Linked DNA regions of Homo sapiens: region 1 is linked to region 2. A link is a loop called in an ENCODE intact Hi-C map of the cell type or tissue named here. Cell type or tissue: HepG2. All regions are shown on one strand. Each heading gives the region's core, and the rest is flanking DNA. Links, peaks and the distances in the headings are about the cores only. Region 1 holds the start of FBXO9 (F-box protein 9). Region 2 overlaps GCM1 (glial cells missing transcription factor 1).

Region 1 (10,409 bases), core at 3,045-5,544, 64 kb after region 2:
CCCAGCTATTTGGGAGGCCAAGGCACGAGAATCGCTTGAACCCGGGAGGCAGAGGTTGCAGTGAGCTGGAATCACACCACTGCACTCCAGCCTGGGCGACAAAGTGAGACTCTGTCTTAAAATAAATAAATAAATTAATTAAATTAAATTAAAAAGTAGCAACACTAAATGCTGATGAGGATGAACTGGATCACTCATACATTGCTGGTGGGAACTTAATATAAGATACTCTAGAAAACACTTTGGCAGTTTCTTTTAAAATCAAACATGTACTTACTATAGAACTTAGCAATTGTACTCTTGGGGTTTCATCCCAGAGAAGTGAAAATTATGTTCATGAGAAAACCTACACACATATTTCCATAGCTCCATTCATAACAGCCAAATATTGGAAACAACTCAAATGTCCTTCAACCAATAAATGGTTAAACTGGGGTACATCCATACCATGCAATACTATTCTGCAATAAAAAGGAACAAACTACTGATACATAGTAACTTGGACTGATCTTGAGGGAATTATACTTAGTGAAAAAAGCCAATCTCAAAAGGTTACATACTGGATGATTCCACTTATACAACATTCTTGGAATATCAAAATTACAAAATGGAGAACAGACTAGTGGTTGCCAGTGGTTACGAATGGCTAGGGAAAGGGAGTATATAACTATAAAACAGTTCTGTATCTTGATTGTGGTGGTGGTTACATGAAGCTACCTTGTAATAAAACTGCAAACAACTATTTATACACATACACACAGACAAGTGCTTGTAAACTCAGGAAATCCAAGTAAACTGTGGATTGTTCCAATGTCTATTTCCTCGTTTTTGATATTGTACTATAGTTATGCAAGTTGTTACCATCGGAGGAGGTTAAAGGGCACACAGGACTTCCCTATACCTGTGGACCTGTAATTATTTCAAAATAAAAATTAAGAGGAGATAGAAGGTAAGTCATCATGGTAATGCCAATTATTTGATGACTAATTATAAACACAAACTTGGATCTGATGGTAAAAAGATGGCAGCCTCTATGGAAGAAGAATAAGAAATGAAATGGTATGCTGTGCCTACTCTGTGTGAGTAAGTACCAGAAGAGATATGAATGTTAGACAGCATTCAAAATATTTTCAGTGTGAAAATATTTCAAAATTTTCCAGAATAAGGAAATGATTAATGCATTATTGTAAGCTGATCAATTCAAAATATAACAAAATACTGCATGAAATTAAGACCTCTGGAAAGACATTAACATGTGAGCAATCTTTTTGGTTCTATTAATAAATTTAGAAAATTCTGTTTTTTCTTTTTGGTTCTGTTAATAAATTCAGAGACACCAATCTTTTAGGAACCACATGAATCCCAGAGGTCTATAAATTAACAAAAGACAGCTCAATGAAGACAGTGTACCCACAGAGAAAAAAGCCATGCAGGAGTAGTGGTACCATCCAAAGTACCTAGAAGAAATTGTGAGAAATATATAAACTAGTATACTAGTCAAAATTTTTATTTTACAAGATATGTGTTTATGTCCCGAAAGTCTGGTTATAATGCCTACTTACTGTGTCAGTGAAAATTTCCATGTGCCAAAAAAAAAAAAATGTAATTTGTTACAATATCTATAATACTTAACTTTTCTTCTTTTGCCTGTTCTTGTTTTCCTTTGGTATCTGCCGATGTTTTCTGGAGAGAGCCTCTTGCTGCTCTGCAAGGTCGATTTTCTAAATTGCTAGAGCTTACACCTGGAGCAAGTTCAAACATCCACTGAGCTCGGAACATCTGGAGTTGTGCCTATGGGGAGAACAGCATTTTAGGACTCATCAAGGAAGGGTAGCTCAACTCTGGAACAATGTATCAATATGTCCAACATCTATCTACTTCCACGTATATACTTATTACTCTAAGTCCAGAAATCACTGTCTTCTGAATTATTAAATATCCATTAAATACATCTTTTAAAATAATTTTCTGCTCAAAACTTAAAGAATCAAGAAAATTAGCATAAAATACATGTCAGTACACCAAAAGTCAAATTATATTGGAAAACCAAATTTTAATTAGAATTGAAAATATAAGCCATCACTTACAGACTGAAGTTATAAGCTTCCAATAATTTTTTAATGACTATATCATCTAGTAGACATTAAGAATGCTGCCAAAAATTCTGTAGGTAAGCCCAAAATCTATTAACATTCTGTATTTCAAAAAGAAAATGTTTTTTCAAATATTTGTTATTTCAAAAATGTAAAGGCCAGGCACAGAGGCTCATGCCTATAATCCCAGCACTTTGGGAGGCCGAGGCAGACGGATCACCTGAGGTCAGGAGTTCGAGAACAGCCCGGCCAACATGGTGAAACCCTGTCTCTACTAAAAATACAAACAAATTAGCCAGGTGTGGTGGCGGGCACCTGTAATCCCAGCTACTTGGGAGGCTGAGCCATGAGAATTGCTTGAACTCGGGTGGCAGAGGTTGGCAGTCAGCAGAGATCGTGCTACTGCACTCCAGCCTGGGCAATGGAGCGAGACTCCATCTCAAAAAAAAAAAAAATTAAAAGCACATAAAAAGTGAACCCTATAAGGTAGACTCTGGTGTGTTGCCCAGATTCCCTTTCAGAAATAAAGAACTTGTTACCCAAACTGCTGAGAGTTCTATCTGAAAACACTTGAGTTGTCAGCCCTTTTGGGTATTGCCTCAGCAAAATCACACTGTCCTCTCAATCCCCACCCAATGACTGATCAACGGCTAATAAAGTCTTGGCTCTTTGCAACTCAGGTCATCTCTGAAAGGGTATTTCATCTTCAGAACTCCCTCGAGGATGGCTAAGCAGTCCATTAAGACTGCATTGCAGCTGGTCTTCTCCCTGCCCATTTGTTTCCCTCTCTCCCTTCCATAGGTGTTGATCCCAAGAATACTCCTTAATAAACTTCCTGCACAGCAATCTTCACCTAGTCTGCTTCCTGGGGAACCCAAACTGGGTTACACGTTCTGCCCAAAGGCAGCCATTGCTAACAGGGATGCATATGTTATTCCTGGCTTCCTTTTTTTTTTTTAAAAAAAGACGTATCTAGAATGTTTTAAATTAATTTTTCTCTATATTCTGTACACTGCTTTGTTGCTACGCTTTTAACCTGTTACACATAGATCTCTGACCTGCAGAATCTTTAGCAGCATTCAATGTCTACTAGATGAGCTGTTCCAAATAATTATTATTAACCTTACAAGTGCAGTGAGACACACTTAACTAGTTACAGCAACTTTTTTTCTCTTTTAATGTATAAAGATTTACTTCATCCTTTTAAATGGCTGTAGTGTTTTCACTGTATGGATGCATCATTACTTAATAACAGGTAATGAATATTTAAGTTGTATGATGTTTTTCCAGATAAACAATGCTATACTAAACATCTTTATAGTTGCATATTTACTTTCCCCACTATTTCCTTAAAATTAATTTCCTGGAAGTAGAATTGCTGTATCAAGGGAATGCATGTTTTTCATTTTGATCCATATCACCAGTCTGCCCTCCAGAAAGCTGTACCAATTTACATTTTCATGTACACTGCATGAGTGTTCTCACAGCTTGGACAGCGATGCACATTATTCACCAATCTGATTAAATTATTAATGAGGCTAATTATCTCTTCAAATATTTAATGGCCATTTGTATTATTTTGCCATTAACAGTCCACTCATATCTTTTTATCCTCTGTTCTTCCAAATATATGAGTGCTCTATGTAATGAGATGAATCCTCTGCCCATATATAATAAACAGTTTTTCCAGCTGGCTATTTCTCTTAACTTTATTTATGATGCCTTTTCTTATACACAGGTTTTAAACTTTTAGGTGGTCAAACCCATCAATCTTTTTAAGATTATGGGTTTTGAGTCATGCGTAAGCCTTAGTTTGAATACTTTAAACCCATGTTAAACTACAAGCAACCATTATTGATATTTCTTTTCACAAAGAAAGCCATAACATAGTTTTAAGTATTCTATAAACCAGTATGGAAACAGTTAAATTCCATGCAAACAGTAATAACCTACAAATACCCATGATTATGATCAATTTCTGCATATGTATGGGAACAATGGAATAAAAATCAAAGACACAATTGAAGAAACATGCCTGCAGATCTGTTTCAGCAGGACTTTCATTTTCTTCATCATCATCTGCTCTGACAGTATCAGAATGACAATCTTCCTCAGCTTCTGCCTGAGGGGGGAAAACCCAAATAATGTCAGGCATATAAACACACCAGTTGCCCTCTGCAATCTACATTTCTCATTCAGCCACTTTCTATTTAGTACCATACTGTCAACACTTTGTGGAACCCACTTTGAGTAGCAAGGCTGTAGGGGGCACTTGAGACCTTACTATTAATTTCCAAAGGAAAATGAGTCTGAAAAGCATATTCTCTACTCCAACCCACAGTACTCACGTTATTGTGAATCCTAACATTTCCCCCCCGCCAAATTTAACATCAGTTGCATCCATCCAAAAATCAATTTAATTACAGTTGTCCCTCAGTATCCACAGGTGATTAGTTCCAGGAGCCCCCAGGACACCAAAATCCCTGGGTTTTCCAGTCCCTCATATGGCATATTTGCATATAACCTATGCACATCTTCTCATATACTTTAAGTCATCTCTAGGTTACTTATAATGTAAATGCCATGTAAATAGTTCTTGTAGTATATTTTTCCTAATTTGTATTATTTTTTATTGTTGTATTGCTTTTTTTCCCCCAAATATTTTTGATCCACAGTTGAATCCCAGGATGCAGAACCTGCAGGTACAGAGGGCCAACTGTGTAATATAAAGTAACAATTCAAGTCTATTACTATTCATAAATGATTTATGATTAATCTAATTAGGTAAATGAAGCCAAATTCTTCATTAATATACATAACTACTGATAATCTATAATAAAAATTATTTTCTCTTTTTCTGGCCAGGTGCGGTGGCTCACACCTGTAATCCCCACACTTTGTGAGGCTGAGGCAGGAGCATCACTTGAGGTCAGGAGTTCAAGACCAGCCTAGCCAACATAGTGAAACCCCATCTCTACTAAAAATACAAAAAATCAGCCAGGCGTGGTGGTACACGCCTGTGGTCCCAGCTAATTGGGAGGCTGAGGTGGGAGGGTTGCTTGAGCCTGAGAGATGGAGGTTGCAGTGAGCCGAGACTGCACCATTGCACTCCAGCCTGGATGACAGAGACCCCATCATAAAAAAAAAAAAAAAAAAAAAAAGGAAAAAAGAAAAGAAAAATATTATTCTTCTTAGAAAAAAATGAAATAAAATTAGAACATCTTTGGTATTTTTTTAGTTCTACAAGACTTTAAAACTTTTTATGAGAAAAACACTTAAAGAGAATTAATCCCTAAGTACTCATGACCCAACTTCAATAATTATCAATGTAATTCCTTAGATCAAATATCAAGTCACAGTATTCATATTTCTCAAGATGTCATATGTAAAATACATATATTTCACAGTTTGTGAAATCAAGATTCAAATAAAGTCCACATTGTAATTGCTTGATATGTCTCAAGTCTTTTGTAATCCTCACTCTTTTTTCTTGTAATTTATTTGGGATGAAACTGGGTCGTTTTTCTGTAGAAGCTAGATTTTGCTGAGGTGTCAATAAATATGTTCCTTTGACCTCTTACTCTTATTTCCTATAAATTGTGGCAGGATCTTGAAAGGCTAGATTAGATTCTGCTATTTCTTTTTTCTTTTGCAAGACTGCCTCATAGGTCATGTTGTATTTTCCATCAGGAGGAGAAATGTTCTAGAATGCAGTTGACAAGGTGCTGTGACAGATGTTCCAAACATAATTGAGTCTAAGGCAAAAAGCCCAAATAATTTTAGTGTCCATAAACTTCTACAAGTCCCAAAACAGAAAATACTCTAATGTTTCATGTTAATGAAATACAACATTGCTTCTTTATAGTTATCTTCTTCACAGGTAAGTTTAATGATACCAATCAGATATAACTTGATACTTGAATTTTTTTTGATACTGTAGAATAAACAAATCCACTGGGTTCTAGGTTAAAATGTATTGTTAGGTGGCTAAAAATAACAACTTTGTTTCAGAAAATAGTAACATTTAGTTGTCCTATGGAGTTCAGCAAATAGTTATTGCTTTCTTGGGACAGAGTCTCCTTATGCAGCCCAGGATGGCCTCAAACTCCTGAGCTCCAAAGATCCTTCTGCTCCACCTCTTGAGTAGCTGAGACTACAGGCTTGTGCAGCCATACCTGGCTGTAGCAGATAGTTTTTGCTTCATGGATCACTTAAGAGAATACAGTCCAGGCAGGGTGTGGTGGCTCATGCCTGTAATCCCAACACTTTGGAAGGCTGAGGTGGAAGGACTGCTTGAGCCCAGGAGTTTGAGACAAGGCTGGGCAACATGGCAAGACCCCGTCTCTACAAAAAATACAAAAATTACCAGGGGGTGGTGGTACACAGTAGCCCCAGCTACTCGGGAGGCTGAGGTGAGAGGATTGCTTGAGCCTGGGAGATGCAGGTTGCAGTGAGCCGAGACTGCACCACTGCTCTCCAACCCAGGAGACAGAGAGAGACCCTGTCTCAAAAAAAAAAAAAAAACACATATATATATATATTCCGTAAGATGATGTCACTTCTTTTATACAGCTAGCATGTTATTAAATGTGTTCTATGAAAATATGACTTCTGTGTATTTTATATGTACTAGGAAAGCTTAGTCAAAGACTTTTAATAGTAAATGCTTTTGTAAAGAAACCCCTTCTATTTTATCTGTCTATAAATCCAATTTTTATATATTGGATCGGCTTCAGTGGAATAAAGCTAGACTGGAATTACTGTGTGTGACTTGGAGCCTAATAAAGGTTTCAATCAGATGACTTTAATTTTATCCTTTTATTCTCAATAAATGTTTGCTAAATTAAACTAAATCCTACCTTCCAGTGAAAATGGCATGTTGCCTCAGTTCAGTCTGTTAGCTAATAGATTTATTAGGAAATGAAACTTGCTCAACACTTACTGTAAAGAAATGTGGCAATCAGGGAAATGGCCTTCAAGGTAAGCTAGATAATAATAAAACCCATTTAATTTTACTGGTTCCAAAGATGGTAAGTTTTACAATTGCAAATTTTAGTCATATGTTATTTCAGGGCGGCCAGGGGGGGGAGGGTAATGTTTATATTAACACACATCTTTAACACAGCTACCAGATATACTTGCACTATATTACAGAACATAAATTAGCCTTGCCTCCTATCTTATCTCTGGCAAGCAGACTCAAAGCAGAGGTGCCTTTCAGACTTGAACCAGTTAGTATATGGTAAAATGCTGGGCACACTGTAAAGCACACATCTGTGAAGAAATAAATGAGATCAAGAACTCAGATGAATTTCTAGAAAAATGGAAAATTTAAGGATTAATGTATTGTCAAATACATTATTTTTTAGTTTCTTTAAGTTGGGAGCTTTTCCTACTAAGAACACCATTAGTAGGAAAATATGTAATGAAAGACTGAGCGTATAAATCCCACTGAGAAGTGTATTTCTCTCTCTTCTCAAGAGTCTGCTTTATTATTGCAAACTCTAAGTACAGGTAATGCGAGGGGACCTGAGTTCTGTGGGGTATCCTTTGTAATTTAGTTTTCTAACTCTTGCCTAGCAGTCATTCTAAACTGACTTCAAGAGCTTCCCCTGCTCTGTCCAGTTGGCTTGCATACGCTGCTTGCTCTATCTGGAATGCCTTCTTCCTCACTTAGCTATTTCTACTCATTCTTCAAGATTCAGCTCAGGGTTCATCTTAGTCAGAAGCATTTTTCAACATTTTTGTGTTCCCATAACACTTGTGCTTACTTTTATCACAACATTTGTACTGAGGTTGGCTGTTTCATTTACTAGATTTAAGGCATCCAGGACAGGAACACATCTCAGTTACCTCTGTAACCATAAGGTCAAACACATTGCTTGATTTGTAGTAAAGGCCTGTCTAGGCCTCAGCTGTCATGTCTATGGGACATCTATAAAGAGGTATGGTGATCTACTGAGGTCCCTTTTCATGTGACATTCTGTGATTAAAAGTTTATCATAAATCACCTTGCAGGTTTGGTTATATTGAAGATCTAGTATTGTACCAGAGTCTCACACTATGCCAGGCTAATAGGTACTCAAAAATATTGGCTGAATCGACAAATAAAATGCCATCTGGATAATGTGTATCTGAAGGATGAGGAAAGGAAATGGGAGAAGTGTAATATAGACAGCATCTTTCTTCTCCCCTGTGTTACAGTGGAGCTCTAAACCATTCTTACTTTGATTTTGACAGTATGATCACAAAAACAAACTATTATATCTGGGATCGGCTGAGTTGACATTTGGTCAATTCAACTACTACTTGAAATAAGTAGGGCCTCAGATGCCACCTGGAGGTTTTCCTTTTATTTTTCATAATCGAGTTTGACCTAAATATCACCTTCACTTGAATAGCTCATGTGTATGAGTAGTCCATGTCTTCATCATGTTACTCCTGTTTCACAGGTGCGATTAATAAATTATAAAGGCTAAGTACTTAATCCCGGTCAGAGAACTACTTCTGAAAGTTTAGGGGCAGGGGCAATTGCCTTTTCTATCCTCCAGATTAATTTAATAAAAATAAATTCAGCCATTCATTTATGCAATAAATATTTGAGTCCACTATAAATTAAATCGTTTGGAATTATTGCATCCCTGATTCTTTAAGCCCCAGCCAGAGATTAGTTTCTCAGATGAACAATTTATTCTAAACCAAAGAAAGGCATAGGGCAGAGACTACGTATTCCAATATGGAACAGTCTCATGGAATCTGCACTGTCAAGCTCTGCAACTTAGCTCAGTCTCTCATTTGGACGGCACCGACGCCGCGGAGACGAACCCTCCAACCCCACTCCGCCAGGACCGCCTGCCAACATCCTCCCAGGGAATGACGCCTCGCGGGGCAGATGCGTCCTACACCCAGGGCTCCTCAAGGTGCCGGCAGGGACTGTCGGTGGGCCTGGCTTTTCCGCAGAAGAGCAATCAACAAGTGTCTCCTCTTGCCAGAGCTCCCTCCCGAATTCAGGCGCTGTGACAGCTTACCTCAATCTATGCTCAATGCTTCTGATAAAATCCCTTGAGAGGACCGAGACTGGTTCAATATACTCAGTGAGCCGAGAAGGGACATTTTCCCCGGCTGTCCTGCAAACCCTCCTCCTCACATCGAGCTCGGCGGGGGTTGGGGAGGCTCAGCAGGAAGGAATCCTGGGGAGAAGCCAGGGTTGGCACCCCCCGCCCCCCGACGCACTCCTTCTCAGGCCAGGGCCCTCTAACGGGTGGCAGCCGTGAAGCTCCCACTCCTCCCCAGAGTCCCCGCCGACCCCCAGCCCTAGGCCCGGCCCCTCTGCACACCACGCTCCCGCCCCGCGGCGTCCACCCTCGAGCCCCCTGGCCAGGTTACCATGCTGGCGGGGCGGCCTGCTGCGCTCGAGGGGCTCTCCGTGCCCCCTCTGCACCGCCCCCCGGAGGAGGGGTGCTGGGTGTCCGGGTGTCTACTCCTGCCTGTCTCTGCAGCGGAGCTTAGCAGAGTTCTCGGTCGGAGAAGCGCACCAGGCAGCGGCAATAACTGCGGGCCCGGCGTACGGCAGCCATCTTCGCGGGGCAGGGGGCCAGATCGGGGCGCGCTGGGGTGGCGGCGGCTGCCGGGGACTCGGGGAGTGGAGGGACGCCCGTTGCCAGCCGAGGCGGGGGATTGTGCGAGCACCGGAGCGTCAGCCCTACTGGAGACCCCGGACGCCGCCGCGGAGCTGCCCCCTCAGCTGCGGAAACCTGCGCCGACGCGCCGAGCATGCGCAGTGCCGGTGCTGCCCGTGTGGGCGGCCCGGCCACCCATCCCCGCGGGCTGCCTAGTGGAGGGCTAAGGGTCGCGGACCTACTGTGTGCGCGCGCCTGACGCGGGGGGTGAGGCTGCCCGGGTGCCGAACCTCAAGCCCAACCCGCGTGTTGGGCTGAGTGAACACTTAAGCGAACTTGAACAAGCATTACCTCAAAAATTTTTACAACCCAAATTTAGGGGTGGGCCCTTAAAGCAAGCCGCCCTGAGAAGCATCGAACTGGACGCTTGGGACAGTCGCTACAAAGTCCTCGGAGCCTCTGGCTAGAGTCCCGCGCCAGGAATGCAGGAAAACAGTGAAATTTCTCAACAGTCACAGTTGTTATAACGACTAAAGTTTTTGAGAGCACAGACAGACTGGAGATTGAGGAAAAGACGCGCTTTGGCGCCCAGCAGGAGGAAAGAGCCAACGCAAGGCATGTCTCACTACAGATCCCATAATGCAGTGCGAAAAGGGCTTGCGATTCCATGGCCCTGAAACCCAAGTGCCGTGGAGAC
Region 2 (10,409 bases), core at 3,313-5,812:
TCTTATTTTATTTATTTATTTATTTTTTTAGACGGAGTCTCACTCTGTCGCCCAGGCTGGAGTGCAATGGTGTGATCCCAGCTCACTGCAACCTCTGCCTCCCGGGTTCAAGCGATTCTCCTGTCTCAGCCTCCCGTGTAGCTGGGACTACAGGCATGTGCCACCATGGCTGGCTAATTTTTGGTATTTTTAGTAGAGATGGGGTTTCAAGATCAGGATGTTCTTGATCTCCTGACCTCGTGATCTGCCCACCTCAGCTTCCCAAAGTGCCGGGATTACAGGCCTGAGCCACCGCGCCTGGCCTGTCCTGAGTCTTGATCTCTTGACTAAGAAATACCAGGATTAGTCTAAAGAGTAATCAGTAATTCCCCCTTTTTTTTTTTTTTTTTTTTTGAGATGGGGGTCTTACTATCTTGCCTAGGCTGGTCTTGAACTCCCGAGCTCAAGCAACCTTCTGCCTTAGCCTACTGGGTAGCTGGGATTACAGACATTCCCCACCATGCCTGCCCTAAGGAGTAATTCTTGAACAAACACAAAAGCATTTTGTTGAATTCAATTTTTTTCCTTGGTAACACTTGGAGTTTTATTTCCAGTTGGCCCAGAAGAGATAAGTTCCTGAAAAGTTGTATGTAAATCAAAACATTGGTTGAAGGTTTTTTTTCCTGTTTTCCATAATATCTGATTTTTGTACCTCTATATAATTTGCTTTAAAGTATGTTTGTTTGATATTCCTGTTCTATTTAGAAATATTTATTTATAAGTAATGAATAAGCTATTTATATAATTAATGAAAACCTGGAAGATATTTACTTTATGCAAGAGCAGACTATATTCCAAAAGAAAATCAATTTCATAATATGATCATATGATAATGTAGATATTTTTGATACTTTATTTCAGAATTTGTATTTTAATTGATTAGTTTTATATAACAATACATACTTCATTTCTTCAGATAACCTCTGAAAACTTCAAGTAGTTGAATAAGTTAGAATGAGGTGAGTATGAAGGGTGTTCTAGAAGTGCATAGAGCTACAAAAATTTTGATTGAGTTAGAGGATTAAATCTGTTAGTAAAAAATTATACCCAGAAGTCATAGAAATATCAGTTAACCCCCCAGTGATGTTACCCAGGAGATAATCAAATACAAATTAGCTAGGTCTACATGTTGGAAACCTCAGAAATATTCCCTTTCAATTATAAACTTCTTAACTAAGAGGAAAAACAAAGAGTTACTCATGAAAAGTTAGAAATTAAAACAAACAAAGGATCTAAAAAGAAGAAAGTATTTTGTGGGGATTCGCTAAACATGATGAAGAAATGATTATTGTTTCTTATTAAATTTTACTTCTCTGAGGTCTTGGTTTAACAGGTTTCAGAAATCACAGTCATCCATCTGACACTTGGGTTCCTCTGCATTATTGAGATCTGGGTTTTCTCTTAATTTCAGTGTAAAAAGACATCAAAGACCCTACTAAATGTCCAGGTCAAAGACTAGGCATGAATAAATGGCCCAGAGACTAGCTTGATGTGAGTATATTTACTCCTAGTAATGTTCTCAGTCCATACGTTGTCCAAATTATTACTGCTTTTTTTTTTTTTTTTTTTTTGAGACAAAGCACTCTGTCACCCAAGCTGGAGTGCAGCGGCATGATCTCGGCTCACTGCAATCTCTGCCTCCCAGGTTCAAGCGATTCTTTTGCCTCAGCCTCCTGAGTAACTGGGATAACAGGCATGTGCCACCATGCCTGGCTAATTTTTGTATTTTTGATAGAGATGGGGTTTCGCCATGTTAGCCAGTCTGGTCTTGAACTCCTGGCTTCAAGTGATCCACCCACCTTGGCCTCCCAAAGTGCTGGGATTACAGGGGTGAGCCACTGCACCTGGCCATTACTGCATTATTAATAGAACTGGAAAACTAAGGTACCAGTGGAGGGACTGTCAGAAAAAAGCTTAAAGGATGATAAAGATCATCTCTTCCTCTACAGGCAAGGAGTCTTTGCTTTAATCAGAACATCTGAGATGTTCTCACAAATACATTCCGCTCCTTCTGGTTCATGGGATCTATGGCTCTGACCAGCCTAAAGTGGCCACTCACCTTTAAAGCATGAAAATCTCAGCTTTCCTCTAAGTCTACCTTGCCCTCATCTCTGCTATCCTGACAACTGTGTTTTATACTGGAATAATTCAAGTGCACCAGTAGTTTTTTACAGTCCAATATTAGAGGAAAGTACACTCAAATTTTGTTTTGTTTTGTTTTTTTAGTAGAGACGTGGTCTCACTGTGTTGCCCAGGCTGGTCTTGAACTCCTGGACTCAAGCAATCCTCCAGCCTTGGCCTCCCAAAGTGCTGGGATTACAGGTGTGAGCCGCTATTCCTGGCCAAAAGTAGACATTTTAATGTTTTAACCTACATTATTATTTCAAAAGATAAAATACTCTATTATGCTTTCTATGGCATTTCTGTGACAGAAAACAAGACATCATTGTTTGCAGCTTTGGGCCAGAAGAAGGAAGGAAGGAAGGGAAGAGAAGGTGGGTGGAGAGAGCAGGAGGCATGCTGCCTGGGGAGCTTCTCTCACCCCGGGCATTGAGTCTCAGCAAGCCCAAAATTACCAGAGAATTGGGGAGGAGAGGGACAGTCTGGAAAAAGCAAATGGTCCAACCAGCATCCTGGCCTGGCCATCCGGGAATCTCTGCTGCAGCTGCCTGATGGACCACAGGGAACTTTTCCAGATGCCACCCTCCTATTATTTATACCCTTCCCCCTTCCCAAACCACAGTAGTTACAGCATAGCACACAAAGGGCTAGCCACTGTCATGCCCTGAGAAGGAAGGTTGTGGAACAAGAGGTGCACCAATTAAGCTTTTATTTTATAGGGACTTGGACTCTTTTTTCTTTTTTTTTTTATTGAAACAGAGTTTCACTCTTGTCGCCCAGGCTGGAGTGCAGTGGCATGATCTTGGCTCACTGCAACCTCCACCTCCCAGGTTCAAGAGATTCTCCTGTCTCGGCCTCCCAAGAAGCAAGGATTACTGGTGCCCGCCACCACACCTGGCTAATTTTTTGTATTTTTAGTAGAGACGGGGTTTTGCCATGTTGGGCAGGCTGGTCTCGAACTCCTGACCTCAGGTGATCCACCTGCCTCAGCCTCCCAACGTGCTGGGATTACAGGTGTGAGCCACTGCACCCAGCTGGGACTTGGACTCTTATCTTGCATTTGGCTTGGCAAGGTATGAAGCATGAAGTGACCTCTACTGGGTCTTCTCTCTCCCAAAAGCCAGTGACTCTTACAACCACATTGACTGGCTGAGGGCAGTTCCAGATCTGGTAGAATAACAGTTAACATTGAGGTGGAACCTGCTGCGTGTGAGGCACTATTTTAAGTGCATTGTGTATGTTAATTTAGTAAGTCCTCAAAACCTCCCTGTGGGGTACTCCTGTTACCCCATTTTACAGAGCAGGAAACAGAGGCACTGAGAAGAAAAGAATGTCATTAAGACTCATATCCAGAAAGACAGTGTACCTCCAGAGTCCAAGCTTACAGCCAGCAATCTCAGACTGTTTGTGAAGAGTCAGATAGTAAATATTGTAGTCTTTGTGGGCCATACAGTCTCTGCTGCGGTGGTGTAAAAACATCCATAGACAACACTTCAGTTAATGAACATAGATGTGTTCCTATAAAACTTTATTTACAAAAGCAGGCAATGGGCAGGATTTGGCCCATGGGCCCTAGTTTGCACACTGCAGCTCTTAACCACTAAACAGTACTACCCTGCATGTACCTAAAACCTCTCATTTATATTTCCTCAGACCACCTCAGGCCCCATGACATTCCATTCAACAAGTATCGTTATATGGAATCTATAGTTTACAACACATCTGCTCTTCACAGCACTTTTGTGAGGCAGTTTTAATCAATGTTTCAGTTTTAGAGAAGAGCAAAACAGGCTTTAAAGACAAAGTTACTTGCCCAGAGTCTCAAGTTACAAAGTTCTTTGGCACGTTCTAAATTTGAATTCTAACTCAGTAAATGCCCGTCAATCCTGACACTGACATTTACTTTTTTCTTCTAAAATTTGTCTTTTTTTTATGTTGTGGGCTGTGCTTTCTGGTTGGGAAAGCAAAGAAGAAGCAGCCTAGTCTTTTCTTCTGGACCTTCTAGAATCTTCTATTTTCACCTTCTAGAACCGTCTAGATGAAAAATGTTCTTACACCATGCTAAGTCTCTGAAAGCCGTAGGGCATGGGCACAGCCTAAGTTTGAGTGCTGACACTGCTTGCTGTTTCTCATTCTAAGAACAAGGAAGGGTCTGTCAAATGCAGCATCTGTGCACCAATGTAGGGCCTAGGAATATGAGCCACAGCATCAGTGACTAACAATTATTTAGAGCTTACAGCATGCTAGGTGCTGTGCTAAGTATTTAATATATATAATCATATTTAATCTTCAGAACAACTCTTCAGGTAGGCAGGTCTCATTATCCCTACATTACAGATGAAGAAACAGAGGCACAGAGAGCAAAATAATGTATGCTATAAGGACTGAGTGTCTGGTGTCCCTGGCCTTTCTTTAATTATTATTTTATTTTGGTCAAAAACACAACTTAAAATTTACCATCTTAACCATGTTTAAGTGCATAGTACAGTCGTGGTAACTATATGTACACTGTTGTGCAAAGGAGCTCTAGAACCTTTTCATCTTGCAAATGGAAACTTTGTCCGTTGAATGACAACTCTCCTTGTCTGTGATGTTTTAAAGGAGAGTTTAGTCAAATGTTCATACACAGGGCATAGCGCCAATCCTGGGCAATAACAGAGACGCTTTCAGTCAAAACAAGCTCTTTCTTACTCCCTTGTCATGTTTGAGGCACGTGAACGTAGGGTTAAAGATAAAGGAAGAAAATCTCTGGGGAAGAAAGTGGCTCTTTGATCTCTCTGAACCAGGGCTTTTCATCCCTCCCACTGCTTATCTCTGGCGACATTGCATAAACCTGTGTGACTCCCAGTAAGATAACCACAGAGTGGTACGAGACATTATCTCACTATCCCGCCACAATGTTTTCCACAGTTTATTTTGAGTTTTTAGAGAAGGGGTCTTGCTGTGTTGCCCAGGCTGGTCTTGAACCCCTGGCCTCAAGCCATCCTCCCACCTCAGCCTCCTGAGTTGCTAGGACTGCAGGCACACCCTACCACACTGGGCCCTGTTTTCTATAGTTATTGTGTAAGAGCATAGCATTACTTAACCTTCAAAAATTCCTACTGAGAAATGGTCATTTCTTGTGTCACTGAGGGCTAGGGAAGTGTCAATCAGATGGAACTCACAGGGGCTATCATTTATTTTGGTCCAGCGGCTGAATGCCTGACAGACACAGCACTCAGTTGCCACTGTTGTGCTGGGCTCGCTGATCCCACTGTCAGAATTAAATGTAGGGAGGCTTTTGCCAAAGGTCTCTTGCCCAGCTCCTGAATGCCAAAACATCCTTCCTATCTACTCACTCCACAGTGGGTGACAGCTGTGTTTTCTAGCTTAAAGTATAGTCGTATCTTTTGTGTTTCTATCAGAACGTGAAAAAAACCGACTGGTTCCAGGAGTGGCCAGATTCCTATGCCAAACACATCTACAGCTCGGAGGACAAGAATGCGCAGCGGCACCTGAGCAGCTGGGCCATGCGCAATACCAACAACCACAACTCCCGCATCCTCAAGAAGTCCTGCCTGGGTGTGGTGGTGTGCGGCCGCGACTGTCTCGCAGAGGAGGGGCGCAAGATCTACCTGAGACCTGCCATCTGTGACAAGGCCCGGCAGAAGCAGCAGCGTGAGTAGAGCTTAGTGGCACCAGCAAAAAAGCTGGCATCCCTCAGATGCCCCTGCCAGATGGGTCACTGTGTCCCAGCACCGCCCAAGGGCAAAACCATCACCCTGGAGTGTAGTGGCAGCCAAGGCTGTTCTGACATGGAGCATATGGAGCGGAACCAACCAGATCCCTTGTGCTCCAGCAAGGACCCCACATATCTGCCATACCCAGAGCACCCACCATCAAAAATGCCTCCTTGGGTTAAGGCACTGGACTGAAGGCTCCTGTTAAAGGGAAGATGGCAGGTGTGGTGGCTCACACCTGTAATCTCAGCACTTTGGGAGGCCAAGATGAGAGGATAAATTGAGGCCAGGTGTTCCAGACCAGCCGGGGCAACATAAGAAGACCCCAACCCCTACAAAAAAATTTAAAAATTAGTCGGGTGTGGTTGCATATGCCTGTGGTCACAGCTACTCCAGAGGCTGAGGCAGAAGGATTGCTTCAGCCTGGAAAGTCAAGGCTGCAGTGAGCCATAATGGAGCCACTGCACTCCAGGCCGCACAATAGAGTGAGATCCTATCTCCAAAAAGAAAGGAAAAATGGCCGGGCACTGTGGCTCATGCCTACAATCCCAGCACTTTGGGAGGCTGAGGTAGGCAGATCACCTGAGGTCAGGAGTTCAAGACCAGCCTGCCCAATATGGTGAAGACCCATCTCTACTAAAACACACAAACACACACACACACACACACACACACACATTTGCCGGGTGTGGTGGTGTGTGCCTGTAATCCCAGCTACTCGGGAGGCTGAGGCAGGAGAATCACTCGAACCCAGAAGGTGGAGGTTGCAGTGGGCCAATGTTGTGCCACTGCACTCCAGCCTGGGTGACAGACTCCATCCAAAAATAAAAGGAAAAATGTATCCCTTCAGGGGTTAATGTTAATTCATCAATGACCCATGTAAAATTTAGAAGAAAGTAGTTTATTGGACTTGCCACTGGACTTCTTGTGGGTCCCTAAGTGATCTCAATGTGTGCATTAATGTGGAGTGGCAGCTGTGAAAGGTTAGACTCAATTCCATTCATTTAGGTTCACATCATAATCACGTGCTGAGATATTTGTTCATTTTCTAAAACACATTCACTGGATTATGAAATAGATACATTCAGCATGCCCTGTACATTGCCCACTTCAAACCTCAAGTTACTTTATATTTTTCCCAGTAGTTTGTTTTAAAAACTTGCTCTTAGGTCAGGACCTGGTATCAGTCATTTACACCTCTGTGAAAATGTAGTAGCTGCATTCACTCTCCCATGTAGCTTGGCCCCTTGACCCTTAGTTCTAATTGTGAAGTGAAAGAACTTCTCTTTTTTATTTTTGAGACAGACTTTCACTCTGTCACCCAAGCTGGCATGCATTGGTGCCATCTCGGCTCACTGCAACCTCCACCTCCCAGGTTCAAGCGATTCTCCTGCCTCAGCCTCCCTAGTAGCTGGGACTACAGGTGTGCACCACCACGCCCAGCTAATTTTTGTATTTTTAGTAGAGATGGGATTTCACCATATTGGCCAGGCTAGTCTCGAGCTTCTGGCCTCAAGTGGATCCGCCTGCCTTGGCCTCCCAAAGTGCTGGGATTATGGGTGTGAGCCACTGTGCCTGGTCAGAATTTCAAATATCACTAAATAAGTAGGGAGGGGTTTTCTGCTCAGAAGAGCTCTGCCTTGACCTGTGAAATATCCTACTTGGTAGGCAACCACTTCCCCTATCCATGTGTGAGACCCATGTGGGCCATTTTAGTGGCCAGGCTTCTGAGGGTCAGGGGTAATATCTAGTGGATTTCAGCCCATGAAACTCTGCCCAGATTTATACTCTGCCGTCCTTGAGTCAGGGCTAAAATCTTCAAGACTGCACAGGAGTCAACAACCGACATGGTTCAGCCAGGTGTGGTCATTTTCCTCTGCTCTTTTGTAGGGAAACGCTGTCCCAACTGTGACGGGCCTCTGAAGCTCATCCCTTGCCGAGGTCATGGGGGCTTCCCGGTCACCAACTTCTGGAGGCACGACGGACGCTTTATATTTTTCCAGGTTGGATTTTTGAGTTAGTTACGTGAGAGTTTCATTACTGAGGAGTTTCACCAGAGGCTAGAAATGCACCTGTGAATGAGATCCTGCACCATCCCCGAGGGCTCACACTCTAAGAGAGCAAGTATCTGTCCCCTGCACTTCTAATAGATGTTTGAAGTGCTGGGGAGCTCTAGAAGGGGAGCTGCCTGTCTCTGCTTCTACTTCTCAGGAGAAGTGGCAGCTAATCTAGTCACACTGAGGTTAGCACAGTGCTTCTAAGCATGCCGCATGCTGCATGCTGCTGGTAGCCTTCAGCAAATCTGAGTTTGAACACCAGCTCTGACTTTTTACTCGGTCTTTAAACCTGAGCAGGTGATTTTCCTCTTCCACGTCCCAGTTTTCTGTAGAATGTGTAAGAGTACTAATGGGGCAGTGGCACCAACAGTGGTGAAGAATGGACCCTGACTCAGACTGCCTGGGTTTGAATTAGTGGGATGCTGGTAAACCAGCTCTCCAAAAAGAAAATGTCCTGATTTGTAGCATTTGCCAACTTCTGTAATGGAAATATTCTCACCGTGGCTGATTTCAAGCCAGCAGTCATTTTTAACAATCAGCCTACAAAATTCCTGAATGTTTAACTATTGACTCTCAGCTTTGGCCAGCTCCAGGTAGGGGAATCCTAGGTCCCTCACTTCTAGAGGAGGTTACCCAGCTGGCGTAATCACTCCATGCCTCAGTTTCCTGTTCTGTAAACTGGGGGTGATAATAATGGTGTGTACCTCAATGGTTGTGCTGAAGATGAAATGAGATATAAGGCACACAGGGTGTTTATTTGTGTCTGGCACATACCACAGGAAGCATTTAGTAAGTGTTACTTAGCACTGTGATTATGGCTTTGCTGGGTGGGTGAGAGGCAGGCAGGCAGGAGCATGGTGGGCTTGGGAGCGCCTTCAGAGGTTCATCCAGTCTGGTTACCATAGGCAACTGCAACACCACCCCCGGGGCAGGACACACAGTAAATAAAAACTGATACACCATGAAACACAGTCTAGTTAGTGTTATATCATTTCCTTTCTACTTCCTTGTCTCATTTAAGTCAAAGGGAGAGCATGATCATCCAAAACCAGAAACCAAGTTAGAAGCTGAGGCAAGAAGAGCCATGAAGAAAGTGAACACAGCACCTTCCTCCGTCTCATTGAGCCTGAAGGGGAGCACAGAGACCAGGGTAATCCTTCATTATGTATGTTCAATACATGCAGTAGCTTGCCACGCCTGTGCTGGGGGCGGTAGATTTCCTGGGTCCCTTGCTGACGCAGGAAAGCCAGAAATCATGGATTATCAGGCTCATCTACAAACAAGCATCTGCTAAAGAAATTAAATCTGAGGCTTTACTCTTACTTTCTACCATCTTTGTAGCATGCTGGGAACCATAAAGTCCATGTAATTGGAGAATCATCTTCCCTACTACAATTACAAAGAGAAACTTGAATTAGCACTTAACTTATATTTGGCAAGAACCAAAAACAATTGAAACAATCTCCACAAAATAGTAGCCTTATGCATTTCACCGCCTGCCCCCTCCCCGCCCTCCTGAATTTCCATACGTCCCCAAACAGATTGTTTTCTTAGCACACTCTACCAAGATGAAATAAGCAAGCAGTTTCCGAAAATGATAGCTGTCCCAGGGTGGCAATAGTGGAGTGGAGGCTACTCCCTATAGACAAACTGTGATGTGAAGTCCACTGCTTTATGGGCAGCAGATCATAGGTTTTTTTGCATTTGTCTGTTTAATATTGATAGTAGTTCCTATACTTTTTCTACTGTTCAAAGGTGCACATTTCTTTTTGGGAGAACAGAGATGGAACTGGTCCATCCCTAGAGGCTGTAAATGTACTTTATTTAAAAAAATTGTAATGTGGATCTGTTGTAGGGAAATGCAAGCCCCCCAAACCCAAATGGCTATTTCCTCATCCTTTCTCCCAGCCATGGGACAAGTCAAGTGGCATTTCAGTCTCTCATCCAATCTACCTGGTCACAGCCCTTTTTCTCTACCCCCTAAAAGTATCCCCTTAACAGCTAGTAGTTTTACCTAAACAAGAGCATAACTTAATTCTCAACCAGATCCTTTTTTTAACGATTAACTAAAGAACAATATACCTCCTCCATTTAGAAAAATAAATGAATGTACCACTCGTGTTCTAGAGGTCTGATTTATGGTTCAACAAAATTCCCACGAATTCAAAGAAAAATCTCTTGAGGAAAGGAAAAACTAAAAAACAATAGCAACCATGGTCTCTCACACTCCAACCAGCACTAAGAAATAGAATAGTCAAGGGAGGAAATGTTGAGAGACAGAGACCCTGGGAGTTGTGCTGAGTATAATATAAATCTTTGAAGTTATACTTTGATATTTTGTAAATAGTTCCTTATAAGTTTCTCAAAAAGGCAATTAGAGGCCAGGCACTGTGGCTTATGCCTCTAATCCCAGCACTTTGGGAGGCCAAGGCAGGTGGGTCACTTGAGGTCAGGAGTTCGAGACCAGCCTGGC

What was found. A loop is a pair of places that touch in the nucleus more often than their neighbours do. Peaks named below come from ENCODE experiments on the same cell type or tissue, not always from the same donor. Only the 100,000 strongest peaks of a DNase experiment are listed, where the experiment ranks them.
Region 1: a loop joins it to region 2, with 2.9 times the contacts of the local background. A loop is called at or near these places in 2 of 110 quality-filtered maps.

The regions. Positions count from the first base shown.
Region 1 is chr6:53,064,863-53,075,271 of GRCh38, reverse strand. FBXO9 (F-box protein 9) reads right to left here and starts at 9,868. Exons shown (of 13, transcript NM_033480.3): 1 at 9,480-9,868; 2 at 4,129-4,215; 3 at 1,633-1,791. The coding sequence starts at 9,482. It overlaps LOC128031835, which reads right to left and starts at 9,670. Exons shown (of 1, transcript NM_001414736.1): 1 at 9,599-9,670. The coding sequence starts at 9,670. The coding sequence ends at 9,599. RefSeq lists a silencer at 9,376-9,945. In HepG2, for the core only: a CTCF peak has its summit at 4,371; no DNase peak of the experiment used is centred there.
Region 2 is chr6:53,129,480-53,139,888 of GRCh38, reverse strand. It overlaps GCM1 (glial cells missing transcription factor 1), which reads left to right. Exons shown (of 6, transcript NM_003643.4): 3 at 5,565-5,817; 4 at 7,770-7,882; 5 at 8,958-9,086. Among named protein-coding and RNA genes, the nearest start is that of GCM1, 14 kb to the left of the region's middle. In HepG2, for the core only: no CTCF peak of the experiment used is centred there; a DNase peak (open chromatin) is centred at 4,868.